Linked DNA regions of Homo sapiens: region 1 is linked to region 2. Evidence: chromatin contacts called from ENCODE Hi-C or POLR2A ChIA-PET data. All regions are on one chromosome and are shown on one strand. The core of a region is the stretch at or near the end of the contact, and the rest is flanking DNA. Distances in the headings are between cores, read along the strand shown.

Region 1 (7,042 bases), core at 92-2,591, 900 kb after region 2:
GTTGGTCCAGGAAGAGACAAAAAGGTAAAGGAGGTAAAATGTTTTTTTAAAAAAAGAAAAAGATACAAAGTTTTGCATTAATCCAGTGACATTAACCATTCTTATGATTCATTTCCTTTCTCTTTAGTTAACCCACCAAAGATGACGATATGGTAATATCAGGAGTAAGTGGGGGTGTTATTATTTTACGAAGGCAACTGGCTCACTGAAGAACTCTGGTTAACGTCTAAAAATTTTGAAAAGATTTGACTTTCATGAATTCTCTAGGTTCAGATTTTCTGAAATGATCCAAATTTCAAACATTCTAGACTCTCTCTAGACTTTGCGTTCCAAGATTTGGTTTAGAAATGTGGTTCATGTTCTAAAACTCCTCCCAGTCTCATTCCTATTTTGAATCTTTTTCCCCCATCTTTTTTTTCTATTTTAATTTAACTGTCAACCTCTACATATTTTCTGCTATGCCATTTCTTTTTCTTTTCTTTCTTTTTTTATTTTTATTTATTCATTTTATTTATTTATTTTTTTGAGACAGAGTCTCCCTCTGTCGCCCAGGCTGGAGTGCAGTGGCATGATCTTGGCTTACTGCAACCTCCACCTCCCGGGTTCAAGCAATTCTCTTGCTTCAGCCTCCCAAGTAGCTGGGATTACAGGCGTGCACCACCACACCTGGCTAATTTTTGCATTTTTAGTAGAGACAGGGTTTCACAATGTTGGCCAAGCTGGCCACGATCTCCTGACCTCAAGTGATCCACCTGCCTCGGCCTCCCAAAGTGCTGGGACTACAGGCAAGATCCATGGCTCCTGGCCTGCAATGCCATTTCTATCTTTCCTTTTATAACACAAAGTTTTTTCTTCTTCTATTGATACCTTCTTTAGAGTCTTCCTATCTCCTCTTGGTAGGTTTTCCTTCTCAATCTAAATATGTATACACACACATATATATATTATGCATATTATATATAATGTATGTATATATATAATATATATGTGTGTATACATTTAATATTTCAGCCTTTCCCACTCTTCCTCCTTCAAATCGCTTGCTTTACTTGAGAGGTTAGGTAATCTAGTCATCAAAAAAGAGAACTAAGACTTGTAGGTGCTTGACTTACTGTTTTGCTGCATGACATATGCCAGGAACATCCTTTTCTTGGTGGTGGAGGGGGTGGAGAAAAGGTTTGCATCTGTGTCTAAGTGTTGCAGAAAAACCCAACAGGCACAGACACACCTACCTGGAAACAATGCTTCCCTAGAAGTGGGAGGAAACCAGAACTGGAGGTGCCCTCCTTCTGGGGGTAGGAGTCAGCTAATAGACATCCAAGGTGTGCAGGAGTGCTTTCACTCTGCGCAGGAAAGATCAGAGAGAAGTCCAGAGCCTTGCCTGCTTGTAAGTACCCACTTGTGGCTGGGGGGAATTTCCTAACTGTTCACGGTTGCAGAGCTTGATTAAATAAAGCTCTCATTAGTTTAAGAAATGACCCAAGAAAGGAGAGAGAAGTCGGGCTGTTTTTAAATGTAATATGATTTTCCATTTACTTATTTATCTTTAAAATGAGGTAAAGAGCAAAACATCTGGAGTAAGTTGCCTCAGGAAGGTCTTATTGGCTGTTGGCTTTGCAGGTGATCCTGGTGGAGAAGGTGGAGTATGGTGAGCTGCTTGCTAAGGACAGCCAGGCAACGCTGTGTTTGTGAAGATGTGCTCCACCTTCTCCTCTGTGCATCCCAGCTCCTCCTGCTGAAACAGCTGAGCTTGCTTTTTGGATTTCTTAGACTCCTGGCCTCTGAGAGACACCTCTAAGGACAAACTGACCTTGCATTGGGAACTTTATTATCCAGATCCTCATAGGCTTTGTCTACTCTGGATTGCTTGTTGCAACAGTTCTTAGGAAGCAAGATTGTCTCCTGCACCAGCATCTGCCTGTGTTTGCTTTTACCTACTTTGAGCAAGACCCAGTGAGGCCCTAGCTCTGTTGGTCCTGAAAAGCCTGAACCCTGAGGCTGTTTCTCCTGCCTCCAAAATGCAATTATAGGAAATAAGAAGCACAGAAACAGTGGAAACAACCAGGAGGAGAAACAAGAAAACCTAAAATTTTCAATATTCAAAAATACCTGTCGTGGTGGTTGATGCAGAAAACACTGAGTTCATCAAAGAGCTTTGTAATTGTTGGACCAGAGAACCCCTTTGCTACAGGAACTGATATGTTTTGTCTTTCTGGCCTAGTCAAGGGAGGATAAGTAAGTATCTGGGGCATGGAAGGAATGCACTCTTGGGCTGTTTTGCTTGTATCTGACTCACCCCTGACTCTCCAGTGAAGCAGAAAGGAAGAAACCTCACACCACCCAGGTGTGGCCAGACTTTGGCCATTATTGTGAATCCCCAAGAGTTACCACAGGCCCTTCCCAAATATATATTTAATCTTGTGGTTCAAATAAGCTTTTGGCTCACATCTAAGCACATCATAAAGAACGCTGTAGAAGAGGTGACATGATGAGGCGGGAAGACGAGGAAGAGGAGGGAACAATGATGAAGGCAAAAGGGGACTTAGAGATGAAGGAGGAGGAAGAGATTAGTGAGACAGGAGAACTGGTTGGCCCTTTTGTGAGTGCTATGCCCACTCCAATGCCCCACAACAAGGGCACCCGGTTCTCTGAGGCATGGGAATATTTCCACCTAGCTCCTGCTCGTGCTGGGCACCATCCCAACCAGTATGCCACCTGCCGCCTGTGTGGCAGGCAGGTGAGCCGTGGCCCTGGGGTCAACGTGGGCACCACTGCACTGTGGAAGCATCTGAAAAGCATGCACAGAGAGGAGCTGGAGAAGAGTGGCCATGGTCAGGCTGGGCAGCGCCAGGATCCAAGGCCCCACGGGCCCCAGCTCCCCACAGGCATTGAGGGTAACTGGGGTAGGCTCCTGGAGCAGGTGGGCACCATGGCTTTGTGGGCCAGCCAAAGGGAAAAGGAGGTGCTTAGGAGGGAAAGGGCAGTGGAATGGCGGGAGAGGGCTGTGGAAAAAAGGGAGCGAGCCCTGGAGGAGGTGGAAAGGGCCATCCTGGAGATGAAGTGGAAGGTGAGGGCTGAGAAGGAGGCATGCCAGCGGGAGAAAGAGCTGCCTGCAGCAGTACATCCCTTCCATTTTGTTTAAATTGGGCTTGGAGAATCTATTCTGAAAACATTGACTCTAGACTTGTAGAAAAGAGCCATTTTAGTTTCAACTCAAATGTAAAGCAAAGTAGTTTGGTGACATTTTGCTTTTATGTGAAATAGTGCACAGTATGAGTTAATCTGAGCAGGTCTGAATTGACCAAATGCTTATCTACGAGGTTCCTAGAGCTCTGCTGACCCTTGGCCGAAACTCTAAAATGTACCTATTAAAGATAAATGCTTCTACCAAAGTAAAACTCTGTGAGTTGTTTCAGGGCAGAATGTACCAGCCAGTCAGCGTTGTTTAACAAAATAATCAGATTTTTGCCTAGCACTCGGTTTTGGTGGAGCTGACGATTTTGAGGGCTGAGGCTGGTTAGGTAGCTGGAATGTGCCTATGTGACCAGCTCACTTGCAGACACCCTGCCGGAAGCAGAGCTTAATCTTCCTAGGACTGAGGTCTTAGCACATGTACTGGTGGAGTTTCCAGACCACCAGTATGAATAAAAGCTTGTTCTGTGTGACCCAGCAAGTGGAAGGACAAAGAACTGTGAGCCTCAGATCTTTGGACCTTTCCAATGCGTCTCTTTCTCCTGTTATTGCTGCAATGTATTTTCTTGCTTATATTAAAGTTGTTTCATCAGTATAATCTGAGTCCGGTGTGTCTTTTTAACAACCTAATGCTTAAACTAATTAATGTGTAATTAGCACAGAGAAATGAAAAACCTCTCAACTTACTTAGTTTAAACATTCAGTATAGATTATATAAAACTTATTCATAAATAGTTAAAATATAATCTGATTTCATATTAAGGTTTGTCAAAGGAAAAGGAGTTAGTGAGGAAGAACTGAAAGAAATTCAGAATGAAAAGAAGGCAGAGATATAAAGGAAGTAAGGAGAAATAAAGAACAGAGGAAGGAAAGTTAGAAATAAATGGGATAGAGAAGAAATGCAAAGATGGGGAAGAGAGACAGTGCTCTAGGGAAAATTTATCATGAAAATGGAAGAGAACATGACTGTCTGAATGAGGGAAGGATGGAGTACATTTTCTTAGATCCTGAAGTTAATTTTAATGAGTTAACTTGATTTTGCTTTGTGCCTACAGACCAGTTATTTATTTGAACAGTAGGTTTTAGATTTTACTCATACCTCTGAAATGCTAACTGCATGCCAATCCACTGTTCACTGATTTTTAAAAACTGTTTACCTTTAAATGTTCAGAGATGCTTTGAAAAAAGAGATCCTAACAGTCTATAGGGAGAGAGTAATTTCCTGGGCTGCTGAAAGTATGCCTAAAATATTAATTTAGAAATAGAATAAAATCAAACTGGAAAGTACTCTGGCCTCTGCACTGGACCTGATATTTGTTATAGAAGACAGATTCCTCTATAACCACACCACCCTCCTCCAACCAAACACACACATTAAAAAACAAAACATAATGTGGGTTGGGAATGGGGATGGAGTGGGGAAAGAGCTTGGGAAGACAGGAATAGATAAAGACAGCATCCCATTATCTCAGAGATAGCCCAAGTACTTTGTGGGCACCAACCTCTCTGGAAGCAGAGGATGTCCTTGTGTAACAGTGGTGTCTTGCCTCCTTTGGCCCTGACCTATGTAGTTCACTCATATTCTTCCTAGACTTGCTAGGCAGCCCTCACTTCTAGACCTGTCTTCCCTAACAGCTGTTTGTAGAACAAACAAAAGTCCAGGCACCAGGCTTGTGAAATAACCAGGCCACACTGAAGTCCCGTCATGTTCTTTTTTTATCTAGAGATCTGCCTGATATTAAAGATTTCATTTGTCATGTGGTCTCCCCACAGAGGTATGATGCCCTTTTAGAACCTTCTCTACCTGTGGTGCAAGCTCAGGTGCTCACCAGTGCAAGTGACGACGGCTGGACATTTGGACTCAGAACCTTATTATGTTGCAAAAGATGCTAGGAAAAAAAAGGAGGCTGTAATACCTAATTATTTAAAAAATGAAAACCAAAACACATATTTTTGGAGTGGGGCTTAGGAAGCTTGAGGAAACCACAGGGTTCAAGCTTTGCAAAACCCAAACCAAATAAACACAAATAATCAAATTCTGCACAAAGATGCTGGAGCTCTGCTGATGCCAACCAGTGTGGTATTTAGGTTCTGGTGTCTTTTTTTTTTTTTTTTTTTTTTTTAAGATGGAGTCTCACTCTCTTGCCAGGCAGGAGTGCAGTGGCGCGATCTTGGCTCACTGCAACCTCCGCCTCCTGGGTTCAAGCAATTCTTCTGCCTAAGCCTCCTGAGTAGCTGGGACTACAGGTGCGTGCCACCACGCCCAGCTAATTTTTGTATTTTTAGCACAGACAAGGTTTCACCACGTTGGCCAGGATGGTCTGGATCTCTTGACCTCATGATCCGCGCACCTCGGCCTCCCAAAGTGTTGGGATTACAGGCGTGAGCCACTGCTTCTGGCCTCTGGTATCTGTTTTACATGGTTATTAATATTGTAGCCTCTCTTCCTTTGTAGGCAACTTAACCCCAAACTGCTTTTGTTTCCTATGTTTCATGACAGATAATTTTCTTTAGATTTTTTTTCCTAATTTATTTCAAACATAACAAAGGTAGCGAGTGATATGAACAAGACCCATGGAGATGACGGGGCTAAAGTATAAAGCACAAGCATAAGAGTGAGAGACGTATGAGGCTTGTGGAAAGTCTGAACTGCTGAGTACACTCTGGAGCTTTTATGCATCCCTCTTGTGCCTTCTTATGCTACATCATTAGCTGTGAGTTGAGGGGCTCTTTGGCTTGATATCTTTTGCTCTAATACAAAAACCTGCCACATGGAGGGGCCCTGAAATTTAGGTTAAAGACTCTTTTCTCATTGTAGTGCAGGAGTGAAGCTGTGTGTCAAGTTGGAGCCCTGGCAAAATCTTGACTTTGGGAATGCATAAGATACAACATTCACAGGTGTGACACTCTCTTTAGACATCTACGGCATGTCCATGCCTGAGGGGCATCATGCTTTTGGGTCTTGTATTTTACAGAAATACTAAAATTAGCCATAAACTTTGTAAGTTTAACTAATAACACAGGAAGACACAGCTCACAACTGACCAAGTCCCCAGAGTATTTCCACACTGCGGGCTGCTAGTGTAGTGAACAGGTAGCAGAGACAGTGTGTGCATGTTGACTTCAAGAATTTCTAAGGAATGAAGGAGGGGCAGGAAATTGCCAACACCAAAAACCTGTGGTTGCTGGATGGTAGGTATTTTGCATACATTCTCTTACTTGATCCTTAACATCACCCTTGTGAAGTTGGAGCCATTGCCCTCATTTACTTTTGAGGAAGTTAAGGAACTGAGCTCTTAGGGGCCAGAGTTAATAAGTGCTGGAAGAGAATTCAAACCTAGTTCTATCAGATCCCACAGTCTGTATTCTGGGTTAAAAAAAATTATTCCACAGTATCTGCTAGAATCAGTCACATAGCTGATTTATGAACGTAAGAGAGTGGGTAAATGATAAATAGTGGGTAGGGAAGAAATATTCCTGAAATGTATACTATGTGCCATGAACTCCATTAGAGCATAAATTTAACCTTCCTAAGAACCCTCTGAAGTATTTGTTATTATTCCAGTTTTAGATATGAGTTAGCTGAGGCTCGTGGAGGTTAATTAATTGATGAGGGTATGTAACCAGCTAAGTAGTTGAATTAGAATTTGACACTTGTGCTATCTGACCCTGAAGCATGATATCCTTCCATCATAATAATACTATTCTGCCTGGATACAGGCACACTAAATATGCATCCCAGCTCTGCCCCTTATTAGTGACTCAGCCAGTTGTTAAGACTTTCCAGGCCCCAATTTTTCATCTGTAAAATGACAGATGCCCTATCTATTTCAGAGGCTCACTGGGAGCA
Region 2 (7,227 bases), core at 1,329-3,828:
TGATTCAAAAGCTTATATCCCCTGCCAACTCATAATTGGTTTCTAAATATTCCTTCAAACTAGTATATCAAAATCACCTTTGGAGCTTTCTGAAAATGGGGATATCTGGCCTTCATCTTGTGAGATTCTGATTCAATGGAAATGGATAGGATTAAAAAATTCCACCAATTTTATAAAAAGTGTCCAGGTTGATTATAGAACACAGTAATGTATAGAAACTATTGCTTACAATAACATTAGTGAAAAAATGATATCAAATAGAAAAATGTCAAAGATTTTAAATGCTGGACTACTTTTACAGTAAAGCTATGGAATGTTTTTGGGGAAAGTTAAAAAGATCAGTACCAAGATTCATCTCTTTGGGGTTGTCTAACATCAGGGGCAAGACTTTTCCAGGATCCTGTGTCATGTTTTGTGATTGCTGGTTCTCTGATCACCTGGGGGAAAAATATTGCAGAAAGTATAGCTGCTTCATCATTCATGAAAGCAACTGAGTCTGCAAGTGAACTGAAAAATTTGCCCTCCAAGTAGTTCCTGAGATGTTTGTAAAGAGAGTTTGAAGATACTAAATTCTATTTCCTTTTTGTCTTTCAACATAAAACTGATTAGACGTTCATGTTTTTAAAATTGTTTCAATATGTAATGCCATCGCTTTCAAGAATGTAGTAAACTCTTTAAATTTGCAAATATAAATGAAAATTGTAATTTTTGGATCAAACAATATACATAATTATGATGGGATTACAAAAGTTATAAGCTTAAGGCAAGATTGACTTGTTACTGAGCTAATTAATTTCTGAGTCTGGCTTCTTTCCTTTTTTTTTTTTTTTTTTTAACTAGAACGAAGACAGGAGTGAGATTCAGAGGCAGGGTTTTATCTACAGTGGGACACTCAGGACTCTACCTGTGGAGGGATAAAGTGCTAGGCATGCTAATAAAAGCAAGAAATATATAAATCTTTTAAAAATACATTAGATGCTACATAAGATTTTTTCCGAATTTTGTCTAATTAGCATGGACTTTTTATATGAAAAATATTTAAAATAGTGACATAACAGTTTTAAGCTGAGATAAAGTTAATATGATCTCTCTCTGGTTTGGGCTTATGTAACCCATAAGCCATAAGGTTATGGCTTTTGACCTGTGGGCCATTTTAAAGGGACAATGAGCCTTGCTTCAGCTGCCTCAAGAAGCTTTTACTCACTGTGAACACAGGAAAAGGAAGGAGCTGTGAAAATACTGCCTTAATATTTCCCAGGATGTTTATTTGATTAGTAACAGAAATTCTAAAAGGCTATGTGTACCCTCTCTGTATTATACTATATTATAAGACCAACACTAAAGGTGGATGTGAGGAAGTCGTAATACTGATTGAACGAGTTCTTTAAAATCAGCAATAGCAACTCATTCATCATTCATCTCCAACCATAGCACATTGTCTATTTGACTCAATAAATACATGATAACTGTTTTTTAATTTTAATTTACCCTTGGCAACTCAACTGGGAGCTCTGAATTAAGTATTGCCCATCAGTTTCCCATGTCAGGTCAAAATGTCCAGCAATCTATACACTTTCCTTGCTCTTAAAACTTTCCTTGAACTTAAAACTATTGAAGTTTGGCCTTGGAATAAAATCATCAGTCTCTGAGGAAAAAACTTATATAATCGACTTCTGTCAATGATCACTAATGCCACAAATCTAGATCTCTCATTTGGAGTCTCAAATGGCAGATGAATTTGATTAGCTCCTATGACTATAAGCTAAGCTAATTATTACAAGTGGATGTGGAGAAAACAGTCCTATGGTGGCCTGTGCTATCTGATCTTGAACTTTTCCATTTCTTCCTTTACTGTTTCTATTCTACTTCATCGAGACAACAACTGCATGAAGAATGTTTAAAATGGAAATTTCCTTTAATTGATATTCAAGATCTCCTTTAGATTAGAACTTTATTATCTAGAGAGAACATGTAGCCAATATTAATGATGATCTTGTTCCATTGATATGTATCCACAGATTAAAGACGGCTGCTCTTCCTTCTTCTGTTGAGGAAGTGCTTCCTGTCACTCATTTTCTCCATAACCTGAGATAAATCTTCACTGGTTTAATGACAATAAGCATCCTCATCTTACCGTGACATGTACAGGAAAAAAAAGAAACCTAAAATCTTTTACATAAAAGAAGTTTCATAATCACAAGCTATCACAAAGGGGAAAATGTATACTTACCATTGATAGTTTTACCATAAATTTCCTGACCTTAATTTGATTAAAATCTCAACTTAAAGACTGCAACAATACAGATTTCTTTAAAGTTTAATTGCTCATTTCACTGAACATTGAGTGCAGGAAAAACCTCAACCTGGGGCAAAAACGTGGTAGAGCGGAAGGAGAAGTTAAGGACTGAGCTGCTTTGCAGATCACAGTGTTTGAAAGTGAACAGCCAACCTGACAAGAAGCAAAAACCACAGAACAGAGTACCACATCGTCTTTCTGTTCACTTTTTTTCACAAAATCATCCAGGCTCTTCCTACTCTCCTCTCTTACCACCTCTCTCTTCTTTTTTTTTTTTTTTTAGTTATTTCACAGATGCCACTGGGGTAGGTAAACTGACCCAACTCTGCAGCACTCAGAAGACGAAGCAAAGCCTTCTACTTGAGCAGTTTTTCCATCACTGATATGTGCAGGAAATGAAGACATTGCCTGCCATGCTTGGAACTGGGAAATTATTTTGGGTCTTCTTCTTAATCCCATATCTGGACATCTGGAACATCCATGGTAAGGCACCTGCTTAGGTTATTTCTGGTTTTATTTCTCAGGGGGTCTTGGAGGCAACATTCTCCCTTGCTGAACTTAGTACGGTGTAACGTTTATACGAAGTGGGTAATCGTAGATGAAACCAAGCTGTTACATTTGCTTACCGAAGACATCGTAGAGCATAAACCAAATTAGAACATAGTATTCACCTGCCTAATCATAGGCATCGCATCAATAGCTTGGCTGACTTTCTTAAAAACATGTTGATGGTAGGAAAAGAGAACTGAGTAGATGTTATAAATAGTTAAGTACAAATCTATCACTACTTCTTGCAAAAATGCTCTGGCTGCCATACTGATAATGAATAGATAGCTCGTTCTTTCCAAACTGAGTGCAGTAGAGTGCTGCAGTGCTCAGTTGGGTAGGACAGTTGTTGGATAATCGGAATTATACATATCTCCATGGTTACCCTCAAATAATATTACCTCTAAATAAAATCTCTATACTTGCTTCATTGGGATGTATGCCTTGAGAATACCGATTGAGAAAATGCTACAAAATATAGGAGCAGAACTTTTCGTCATTGCTTCTATTTTGTTGAAAGGGAATGGTTCCTACTTGGTTGTCAATTGAACACAGAAAATAAGTTGGATTCTGCAAAGATGATATTTAGCCACCCCTGCAAAGACTTTATACAGGCAAAAAAAAAAAAAAAAAAAAAAAGGCAATTTCTTTTTTATTGTAAAGTCGCTTCCTACCTTATATTGCATAGGAACCCACATATTATCAAGAGGAAAAGCCTATGAGTGGCTCATCAGAAGCTTCTGATTTTTCAGGTTTTATTTTTTTATTTTTTTGAGACAAGAGTTTTGCTCTCGTCACCCAGGCTGGAGTGCAATGGCGTGATCCCGCCTCACTGCATCCTCTGCCTCCCGGGTTCAATCGATTCTTCTTCCTCCCGGGTTCAATTTATTCTCCTGCCTCAGCGTCCCTAGTAGCTGGGATTACAGGCACCTTCCACCACGCACAGCTAATTTTTGTATTTTTAGTAGAGATGTTGGATAACCCCAATTATCCAACATCTGTCCTACCCAACTGAGCACTGCAACACTCTACTGCACTCAGTTTGGGAAGAACGAGCTATCTATTCATCATCAGTGTGGCAGCCTGAGCATTTTCGCAAGAAGTAGTGATAGATTTGTACTTAACTATTTATAACATCTACTCAGTTCTCTTTTCTTGCCATCAACCTGTTTTTTAAGAAAGTCAGCCAAGCTATGGATGCAATGCATGTTGGGCAGGCTGGTCTGGAGCTCCTGACCTCAAGTGATCCACCTGCCTCAGCCTCCCAAAGTGCTAGGATTACAGGTATGAGCCACCATGCCCAGTGATTTTTCAGGTTTTAAATATTCTGTCTTATTATTCCCTACAAGCACACATTTATCAGTTTGGCTACTGCAATTTTAAATTAGAAAATCTGGCCACTGAGGTTCTATGGAAAGTCTATCTATAATTTTAAACTGTGTAGTTTGGAATATGTCTCTATGATGCCAGGATGCCACACAACCAAGTGCAAAGTAAAAAAGTCCTTAGTTACTCAAACATCTTTATGTTTGTAAGTATCTAGTATTAAGTCAACTAGGTGCTTAGATGGTTGACTGAATTTTCCACCTTCCATCAGATGCCTACAGTCACATAGCTACAACTGGAGTCAAATATTATTAAATAGATTTCTTCCCCATTTGAAGGATACATAAACTACTCTCTATGAAATTAAGAACAATGAGTTTCAGTGCTAAACCACATTGATGGTGGGGTAAGACCTTTATTTCTCCCAATGTGCAACCTAGCATTTGCAAAAGTGAACTTGGCTGTTAGAACTGGGTTAATTTACTGGCTCTGCCACTTACTGTATGGCATTGATTAAGTCTCTTCTCTTCTCTTTAGTTTCCTCATTTGTACAATACAGGTAATAATTGTACCTAAATTATGGGGCTGCTGTGAAGACTGTAGATGCAATAATATGGGTAAAGTGCCTCGCATAGTAAGTGCACGTATTTAAAGCTCAGTAAATGTTAGTGGTATTTTTCCTAAATTATTTTCACCATGCAACCTCTATGTAATTAAATGAGAATTATGTTTTAACATTATTATTTAAAATAGTTGAGTTTTTAAAGTTAAAAATAAAATAAATAAGTACAATATATTTTGCAATATATTTAGCCCAAAATATAGTGAATCAAATTATTCAGAAAATGAAATATGGCTGGGAGCCATGGCCCTAGCCTTTAGTCTCAGCACTTTGGGAAGCCAAGACGGGCAGATCACCTGAGGTCAGGAGTTTAAGACCAGACTGGTCAACATGGTGAAACCCCGTCTCTACTAAAAATATAAAAATTTGCTGGGTGTGTTGGGAGGTGCCTGTAGTCCCAGCTACTCGGGAGGCCGAGACAGGAGAATAGCTTGAACCCAGGAGGCAGAGGTTGCAGTGAGCTGAGATCACACCACTGCACTCAAAAAAAAAAGGGAAAGACTTGAGTGAAGTACTGGTCAGATATATACCAGTTGATATAATGGATTGCAGCAGCAGTTGCATTAAATTAAAGCTATAGGTTAAGAGAAGGAACATTTGGTGAAATTTGTTCTCCCAGGCAGAGCTGATGGCTCCATTTCTTAAAACCACATTAAATACCTTATATCTTGGGGATTTCCTGTGATTTACTTAATTGCTGAGTTCTTTACAGTAATACATTTTCAGTGTTTAAAGATAGCCTTTGAAGATTTTTTCCCCCTACTTCAAAGCAATGTGAGATCCGTGTCCTTGTTCCTAGGAGTGAGGCTGCATATATAATAAGGCTGGAAAAAATGTAATGTTCTCTACAAACTTCCTGTTTAAGGTCCTTCTTTATTACAAAAGTATGCTTGCTTACTTTTTGTGTTTCTCTAAAAAATTAGAGAAACTTGCCCCTCAGTGTGTGGCATACAGTTTCTGTCCTGATAGAAGTAATAAAAATGTCAATATCTTCCCTTCATGGGCAGATCATGCTGGCAAGATCTAGACTGCAAGTGGAAGTGTCTCTGTCCATTGCCTGCCCTGTCATCCTGGACCATTTGTCTGAGGCTGCCCTAGACCCTAGTTCAGTTGAGGATCAACCAAGGATTCCACTTTTAGGCAGGCAGGAACACTGCAGTTAATGTCTGGGTATCACCAACACCATATATGATGCAGAATAAAGGCAGTTGGAACTGTTTGATTGATTACTGGTTATTGTGATTTTTAAAAAAAGCAATCCTAGTCTGGTTCAGTAAGGGAAAGACACCTGTATTCTGGCTCTTTTGAGAATACAGTGGTTAGGGCTATGTCTCCATTTTGGTCTGGCTTGTGTCATTTTTTTCCCTTTATTATGATGGTCCAGTATGGTCCATGGACCAGCTTTTAAACACCGTGTTCCACATCCCACACAGATTGTTTTGCTCTACTACAAACTGGCCATATCTTTGGGTCAAAAAATATCATTCCTTGAAGTTCAGGTTTTGTAGCACAGTATCTTTATAAGGCATATTTCTATGGCTTCAGCTATTTGTTCTTATTGAAATGTGCATATGGAGGAATGCTAGAGATAGAGCTCTGTCTTCTGCCAAGTGCCTATGTATTGTTACAACAATGCCTGCCATATATTAAATAAATGTTTAGGAATGCATTCTGTGGTTACAGGACTTCTTGAATTAAAGCATGAAAAGATTAACCTTGTGCTCATTGCAGCCTTGAATATACTTTTCCTATCACAGAGAAGTTTTTAAATTTCTTGCTTCCTCTGTCCTACTACCAAAGTTTCCTCTATTGTAAAGTTGACGTCAAAACTATTTATCTTGCCTCATTGGGACTTTCCTACTTAATTTCCATTATTTGTGAGTTTCATCTTTATGTAGAGTTCAGAATTGTTAAAAGAAAAATATTTACAGGCATTTGTAATCAGGTCCAAAAAATAATCATTTTCTTTTTTCCTTGGAGAAGCTGTGTGGTATAGTGGCTAAGATCAGGGACTCTAAAGCCAGACTCCATGGATTAGTATCCTATGTCTGCCATTTAATGGTTTTGTGACTATAAAATCTCTGGTTCTCAGTTTTCTCATCTAAAAAAATGGGAGAATAATCTTATAAGGTTGTTGTGACTATTAAGTGAATTAATTCTGTAAAACACTTAGAATAGTGCATGGCATGCCATTCAGTGCTGTGTATATTTAGCTAATTTTTTTTCTTTTAGTCCAACATTTCATTAGTTTAATAGTCCTGTTAAAGTAACATTGGGTGACAATTGGGAATCAACCACAAATAAAAATTTGGAGTTCACAAAAGTCTTCTATAAATTACTCTTGATATTATTATCTACTCTTTTTTTTCTTTATTTCTTCTAAAAAAGGAAAACAGGATACATGTGCAGAAATGTACAGGTTTGTTACATAGGTATA

What was found. A loop is a pair of places that touch in the nucleus more often than their neighbours do. ChIA-PET counts read pairs that join two places held with the same protein, here RNA polymerase II (POLR2A). Pooled maps may share reads with other maps.
Region 1: a loop to region 2 is called in a map of naive thymus-derived CD4-positive, alpha-beta T cell, with 3 times the contacts of the local background. The contact joins the promoter of ZBED2 here to the promoter of BTLA in region 2. A Hi-C loop is called at or near these places in 1 of 168 maps with a recorded cell type or tissue (naive thymus-derived CD4-positive, alpha-beta T cell) and 7 of 50 pooled maps. POLR2A ChIA-PET finds 5 or more read pairs at or near these places in 2 of 52 experiments (both activated naive CD4-positive, alpha-beta T cell).

What each region holds. Positions count from the first base shown.
Region 1 is chr3:111,589,645-111,596,686 of GRCh38, reverse strand. It overlaps ZBED2 (zinc finger BED-type containing 2), which reads left to right and starts at 1,341. Exons shown (of 2, transcript NM_024508.5): 1 at 1,341-1,387; 2 at 1,621-3,787. The coding sequence starts at 2,486. The coding sequence ends at 3,142. The region is part of intron 5 of CD96 (CD96 molecule); the gene reads right to left.
Region 2 is chr3:112,494,823-112,502,049 of GRCh38, reverse strand. It overlaps BTLA (B and T lymphocyte associated), which reads left to right and starts at 2,578. Exons shown (of 5, transcript NM_181780.4): 1 at 2,578-2,779. The coding sequence starts at 2,692. RefSeq lists enhancers at 2,857-2,986, 3,077-3,126, 3,995-4,114.